Regions from separate parts of the Mus musculus genome. Here all the other regions are linked to region 2. A link is a loop called in an ENCODE intact Hi-C map of the cell type or tissue named here. Cell type or tissue: heart. All regions are shown on one strand.

Region 1 (2,500 bases), 54 kb before region 2:
GCCTGCCAGGGAAGCAGTGTGAGTCAAGAGCTGGAGAGAACTGCCCACCCATCCTCCCATCTAAACTCCCAGTCTTCTACGTGTCCTGTCCTAGCTGCAAAGCATGGCTCAGCACAATGTTGAATACATAGTGTAATCAAAACTCCCATGCAACTGCAGCAACAAAAATAGTATTATCCAGCTTTCTGTATTCATGGTCTTTTATTGAGTAGAAAAGCAAATATCATTGAGCCAGATTCGAGTAGACAAATATATACAACCATTGGTAATTTAATATTTTGTGCTAATGGTATACACTGTAGATACAACCCAAGAGGAGTAAATTACAATCCTATCAATAATACATTGTGTCTGAGCTCTGGGTTCCCAGTACACATGAAAATGTATATTAGCAAAAACTCTCTGGATATTAAAAGCTGTGCACATAATGAGGTGCAGGACACAGAATCAGGGTCTTCAATGGGGGCTGGGGGGAGGGGGAAACAGCCCATGCTGCCATTGCCGAAGCTGGTAGTAAATAAAGATAACACACTCTACCCTCAGCAGATCACCCAGTGAGAAACAACCTGCCAGCTTGCAGGTCCATGCTCACCTTGTTTCTTTAAGCCTTGGGAACTATCCAGTGTCAACAGTGAGGCTGAGGGGGCTCCAGAGAGCCCCAGGACAAAAGGTAATACTGAAGAGAAAGACCATAGGCTATCCTTTTCCTGACCCAGCCTCTCCTAGGTGTGCAGGATCTTCTAAAACAAAGGAAGGTGGGGCCAATGACTTGTAAGAAAGAGCTCACCACCTGCTGGGATGTGCAGGACTTCTTAGAATTGTAAAGGTTCTAGCCACTACAGTTTTGTCAGCTAGCGCAAATCCCCCACTTTGCTGCTTGCATGCGGGAAAAACACCCGGGAGAAGTGTATGACAGTCTTGCTTCAGAATGAGGAAGAGTTGCTGCCATACTAACATAAGAAATGAAGACAAATTAGGTTAATGTCTGCAGGAACACTAGTTAGTGCCACTGTCACACACTGGCCTTTGACCTTTCCTGACTCAAAGAATATTGAGGGCAGGTGAAGCCAGGACTTCTGGTCTTTTTTTTTTTTTTTTTTTTTTTTTAAATCAGACCCTGGAAGAAGGAGAGCGCCAGAAAGGAGGGGAGGCTATGAGGGCTCTGAAGAAGAATGCTGTGACTGTAGATTGCAGTCTCCAGCTCAGAGATGAAAGGGACTGGTCAGACAGACACCAATTCCCTAACAGAAATAGAAGCTCCCTGAATTAAGGTGACTTCTCTAGGCTTTCTGGAGAGATCCGACTATGCATCAAAGAAGAACAAGGCAAACACTTCCTTTTGTCTGCAGATAAGACGCAGCATCTGGATGTCTCTTTACCTCCCCCACCCCCTCCCCCTTCCTTCAATCCTACCTCCTACCACCTCTTCAAGTCTTCCTTTCCCAGTTGATTGTCAGATATCAGGGAAGGGTGGGACACCTGGTGGGAAGTAGGGGAATTACACTGCAGTGAACCCTCTAACATGGAGAAACAGCAGGGAGGGGTAAACACACACCCTACACCAAAGCAACAATAAAGATGACCTGTGGCAGAAAGTGACTTCAGTTTTTGCTGTGTTTAACTATATCTGAGAAACACAGGTGTCTAAGAACAACTGTAGTGAGCCCATAGATGAACAAATACATGGGGTGACTGGTACAGTTGCCTCCTCGTGTTGCAAGTAGATGCAAGTTCAAAGAACTCTCCAAGCTAAATATCTGGAAGGAGACCATGCCAAGGGAATCCAGGTGAGAGGTGCTCACTGAGGTAGGCTTCAGTAATGCTGTGCCCAGCAGTAGCCAGCAGCCACCCACAAGCTTCTGAGTCAGCATGTGAGTGGTTAAGAGAGGTCAGATTAGATCTGGTGCCAATTTGATCTAGCCACCAGACTCTGGGCCAGCCACTTAACCTCTTTGAGACCCAATTTCCTTATCTGTCAAGTAGGAATAATGACAATAATGTCAAGGGCCCGTGAAGAGCCAGACGCTTCGTGCTTCGTGTCCATAGCATAATTTAATGCTCCCAGCCATTAGCAGATGCAATTGACATTTCAGGTTTATAGGTGACAGAGGGTGAGGGACTGGCGTGAAGTCGGCCTGTAAACAGTGGAGCTAAAAGTCAGGCCTGGCTCTCTGTTCTGGAGTTGGCACTGGGACCATTACTCCATCCCCTCTGCTGGTGTGAAAATCAGACAGTGCATTGGGGCTTGGATCTACATTGTCCCCACAGGCCAGTGTAGAGACTTGGTCCTCAGTGCTGGCCTGCTGGGAAATGCTAGAACTTTTTAGAGTGTTGCCTAATAGCAAAATTTGAGAGACCTGGAGGCAGGCTTTGCCTTCCATCCCTGCATCTCTCAGCTCCTCTGGAGTAAGTGGCTTTACCCCCCCACACACACTCACACACACACCCTCTCAAGCCAGTAACAACAGAGTGAGACCATTTCCCCATTTTAGGTGGACTT
Region 2 (2,500 bases):
GCAGAGACAAGCAGTCAGAGACCGAGGGAGCAGGAAGGCTTGCTTCATTCAGTCCTTCTCAAGGAGCCTGCACACACACACACACACACACACACACACACACACACACACATCATCCTGTCGAATAGGGGTGGGCCACCACGTTGCTTAGCTACAGGGGCTCTGTGAGGGAATGTGGCCCAGGTGTATGTACAGAGAGGTTTCCTAACTTTGTCTTTCAAACCACCCCTCACTAACCCCACATGGATTCTCTCATGGATGCTTAGGAAATGTCATTTGTCAGCTCTTCCCCCACCAGGTGGGAGAGGCTTCATGTCATGTTCCTTTATCTTCCCACTACAACCCTCTCCATGGTGCACCAGGGCCATTGATTTTATCTTTGACATTCTCTGCTTGAAACTCTGCTTGAAACATATTTCCTTCGTAGCAAAGCCCACATCATATTCGGCTATGAAACACCCATGCCCAGGAAAATGCCCAGTGTGTCAGAGTTCCTCTTGTGAGGTCTGGCAAACAAGCTGATTAATTAATTGATGAGTTTACCAGTGTTGATCGTTACGAGCTCTTGGAGTCAAGTGTCTGGCGCTTACAGAATTCTGTGACCTGGCACTTTACAGATTTGTAGCTCATCTGTCCTTAGCCACCAGCATACAGGAGGGAAGGAGGGCGTGGGGACAGGAGGAAGGACCTTCAAAGCTCTACGCCCCTAGGCGATCACCTGGGGTGCATCAGTCACTGTGGATAGCTCTCAGATCTTATGTCAGGGAGGCACAAAAGCCCAGGAAGGGAATGGTACATCAGGCCCTTCCATGTTCACCCTGTGGCTGTGCTTCTAAATGAAGGAAAACTGAGCAAGAGAAAAAAAAAAGAAAGAAAAAACCAAAAAAACAAAAAACTTCTGAACTCAGACAAGGTGATAATAAAAGACAACCAGGGTTTTATGAAGATGGCCCTGGACAAAGAGGTAGCAGATGGTGTCTGACTCAGTTCCAATACTTTGCATCTTCAGTGAGGTATTGTAGCCTCTTAGAGCCTCCAAAACTGGGCTAGTAATCCTGCCCTAGGTCCTCAGGTGGCTGCCCAACTATTCTGCCTAACAACTCTGCTACAGGCCCTCCAGCAGCTGCCCAGCCATCCTGAACGACTCTAAAGAGACACCCTCAGGAAATACAAGGCTCGGAATTTTCTCTATCTTAAAGTGACTTCCGGAGCCCCCAGGACAGTTATTTTAGAAAAGGTTGAAAGTAAGTTTTCAGGCCTGTGGGCTAATGCACTTCCCTCCGAAAAGAGTGATTCTTAGAGGCGCTCAGAAGCTGGGAAGCTAGCCATAAATAAGGCTTATCTGGCCTGTCCTGCATTGCCAAAATTCTTTTGTTCTGAAATTTAAACAAAGACAGACCTGATGTTTTACTGACCCCTTGTGGACATAAGAGGAAATGGATTTTTCCGGCAGATTTGTATCTCCTGTCATGACTAAGGAAGCCCAACTTTCAACCTCACTGGCCTGATGGAATCCCACAAACTCTTCCATCATCATCCCAGGACTCCCAACTCCTACCCCAGGCACTGGCAGCCATCTCCACTGACCAGCTAACTGGCACTTCAGTCTGTCTGGAGAGCCACTTGACAGCACAATGCTAGATAAGGAAGGCACTGGCATAGTCCCAGGAAGCCATTACAGCACAGACTGGAGTTCCTTCCCTGCCAGAGACTCTGACTGGAGTAGGGAGCGCTGGGGATCTACATCTTACCAAGCAGCAATTCTGATTCCGTGTATTGTTCTGCAGGACCAACCTGAAAATGTCAACATGCTCAAGGTCCCTCCTCTCAGCAGTGAGGAAATTAAGACATTAAAGGGCTGTTCAGTCAGGACTGCCAATAAAGCATGTAAAAATCAATAAAGTCACACAAGCATGAAGGCCTGGGTTTGGTCTCACACCCAGGTAAAAGTTGAACATTATCCTAGTCTGCCTTCTATTGCTGTGATAACCACCACGGCCCAAAGTAGCCTGGGGGAAGGGGTTTGTTTGGCTTATACATCCTTACCTCAGACTATTATTGAAGGAAGTCAGGGCAGGAACTCAAGCAGGAGCAGGGGCAGGAACTATGTGGGAGTGCTGCTTAGCGGCTGTTCTTAGGCCCACAGTTATCTTACCTTTCTTATACAGTCCAGAACCACCTGCCTAGGGATGGTACCACCCACAGTGGGCTGGGCCTTCCCACATCAATCATTAATCAGGAAAATGCTCTACAGATGTACCCATAGGCCAATTCAATGGAGGTGTTTTCTCAGTTGCAGTTCCTCTCCCCAGATATGACTAGGTTTGTGTAAGTTGACAAAACTAAACAGTACAGGACTTATGATGGGCTATGGTCCCAGCACTGGGTTGGGCCAACAGTTGTGGTGGGCCTATGGTCCCAGCACTGAGGTAGACCAACAATTATGGTGGGCCTATGGTCCCAGCACTGGGGTGGGGCAACAAGAGGATCCCTAGGGCTC
Region 3 (2,500 bases), 64 kb after region 2:
GCCTGGCTAGTGGCAGTCCTCTCTGCTTCCATATCTACATGCTGGCTTCTAGAAACCTAGTGGTAGAAAATGGCCTCCTTCCTGGAAGGGGGCACCCTGCATCTGGTTAAACCAAGTGTTTGCAGAGCTCATCACCAAGTCCCAGAGCCTTAGATGTTTGCCTCCCAAGTGGAGGACCATGTCTGGCATCACTGAGACATCTTGGAGGGGCTGAGGAACCTCAAATAGGACAACCAAAGAAATGGCTCTTGGAAATACTTGCAGGATGTTTGGATATGTGCAGGAGATGTTTTCTAGAAAGCTCTAAGGAAATCCTGGAGAATAGCAGAGCCTTGTGCCAAGCTGCCTTCATCCTCTGGTCATAGTGTGGCAGAGACTCTTCCATTCTGCTCCTCTGGGTGCTGCTACTGTGAGTTTGTCCCCCTGAGATGGGAAGCTCCTACAGGACATATCTTCTCTCTCCTTATTGCTTTGTACCTGGTCCCACAAGCCAGACCACCCACTCTCATGCAGATATGGAGGCAGAGCAGAGAGGGAGGTACATGGGAGATGGAGAGGCCAGGAAGGAAAGGGCCAGTGAGGCAGAAGCTTGGAGGACACATCTTCACAGCAAGAATATAATGGGCATCCAGAAAGATGCTGCCAGGTACAGTGAGGCACCCTGCAATCAATCCCAGCACTCCAGGGAGACCCTGAAGGGTCACAAGTTCCAGGACAGCCTTGGCTATCTAGTTAAACCCTTTCTCAGAAGCTAAAATCAAAACAGTGCAGAAAGAAAGAGATACTTTACTAAACAAAGATCCCATCGCTTGCTGTGGCCACCAAGGTGGGTGGGCTCCCCAGCAGCAGGAAGGATAGACAGAAAAGCCAAAGCTTTATACAGGAAATATGGGATGTAGACGGTAAGTACACAGGTGTCTATCTTCTTTATTGCTTTTGTTCAAATGGACAGACCGGCTGGCCTCTGTCCATTCCAGCAATCCTGCCAAAGCTCTGGAGAGCCAGCTGGAGCCTGGCCAAGTGGTTATTAAAATAGTCGCTGAGGCAACACTGCCCTCTACTGACCACAGGTTGTCATGTCTCTGAAGCCGCTCTGCCCAGCAAAGGGCTTGAGTTAACTTGTTTCCTCTCAGCCTTGTCCTTTGTCTCCCCTTTGCCCCACTTTGTTGTAGCAATCTGTTCAGATTTCCTAGGACTTTACAGACACTGTAAAGAGCGCCATCTGGGACCAGCAGAGCCCAGACAACGTGCCAGGCCAGCCAGTGTCTTTGCTGCTTCATTGTCTTCTAATAGCTGTTTGCTGAGTCTCTGCTGGGGAAACACAGACCTAGGGATATGTGTGGAGCAAAGCTCCAAGCTGCCTTGGTGAAACAGGGGTTAAGACTTGGGGTTAAGACCAATGATAAAGCAAGGAGTGAACTAGTATGCAATGAGCCAATGACTCAGACACATCAGCAACTAGAAACATTTCTCCCTCTGTGTGTGTGTATGCATGTGCATGTGGGCATGTGCATCTGCATGTGTGTGAATGTGGGCATGCGCATCTGTGTGTGTATGCACGTGTATGTGAACATGTGCATCAGCATGTGTGTATGTATGCATGTGTGTATGCATGCATATGTGAGCGTGTGCATCTGCGTGTGTGTATGCATGTGCATGTGAAAATGTGCATCTCTGTGTGTATGCATGTGTGTGAGCGTGTGCATCTGCGTGTGTGTATGTATGTATATGAGCATGTGCATCTGCATGTGTGTGTATGCGTGTGTATATGAGAATGTGCATCTCTGTGTGTGTGCATGTGTGTGTGAGCATGCACATCTGCATGTGTGTGTATGCATGTGTATGTGAGAATGTGCATCTCTGTGTGTGTATGCATGTGTATGTGAGCATGCGCATCTGCATTGTGTGTATGTGAGCATGCGCATCTGCATGTGTGTATGCATGTGTGTGTGCATGTGAGCATGCACATCTGCATGTGTGTGTGTGTGTGCATGCGTATGTGAGCCTGTGCATCTGTGTGTGTGTTGCAAGGATGAGTGTACCTACCCATACTCACACTAAGGCCAGAGGAAGATGTGGTATTGGGTATGGGTTTTGTAGCTTTTGTTTGTTAACTAGGCCAGTGGCCAGTGAACCCCTGTAATCCTCCTGTCTCTGCCACCCCATCCCCCAGCATAGGGTTAGAGGCACACAGGTGGCCTTGTTCAGCTCTTCCCCTTGGTGCTGGGATCTGAAATCAGGAACTCACATTTGCACGTCGAGCACTCTTACTCACTGAACTGTCTTTCCCGGCTACATGATTCATCCTTTAACGGTTACTGATCAGATGTCCAGGTGGTATGTTCAATTTCAGGAAATGGTTGCCAAATATTCCAAGTAAACTGATACTGAATCTCTTTACCAATGGGAAGAAGTATAGAAGAACACCGGGCTTTAAACAGTACCGGCCTGCGTGCATGCAGGTCTCTTAATAGGGCACCTGAGACAAGAGGACTCCCTG

Evidence for each region. Peaks named below come from ENCODE experiments on the same cell type or tissue, not always from the same donor. Only the 100,000 strongest peaks of a DNase experiment are listed, where the experiment ranks them.
Region 1: a loop joins it to region 2, with 2.2 times the contacts of the local background. A loop is called at or near these places in 2 of 42 quality-filtered maps.
Region 3: a loop joins it to region 2, with 4 times the contacts of the local background. A loop is called at or near these places in 13 of 42 quality-filtered maps.

Annotation. Positions count from the first base shown.
Region 1 is chr1:193,503,102-193,505,601 of GRCm38, reverse strand. No RefSeq gene overlaps it. Among named protein-coding and RNA genes, the nearest start is that of Mir205, 3.2 kb to the left of the region's middle. In heart, CTCF peaks have their summits at 1,296 and 1,495; no DNase peak of the experiment used is centred here; H3K27me3 peaks cover 562 bases.
Region 2 is chr1:193,448,641-193,451,140 of GRCm38, reverse strand. No RefSeq gene overlaps it. Among named protein-coding and RNA genes, the nearest start is that of Gm31753, 29 kb to the left of the region's middle. RefSeq lists an enhancer at 956-1,812. In heart, a CTCF peak has its summit at 1,414 (motif pointing left); a DNase peak (open chromatin) is centred at 1,640; H3K27ac peaks cover 2,141 bases.
Region 3 is chr1:193,384,873-193,387,372 of GRCm38, reverse strand. No RefSeq gene overlaps it. Among named protein-coding and RNA genes, the nearest start is that of Camk1g, 16 kb to the right of the region's middle. In heart, a CTCF peak has its summit at 1,057 (motif pointing left); a DNase peak (open chromatin) is centred at 1,042; H3K27ac peaks cover 766 bases.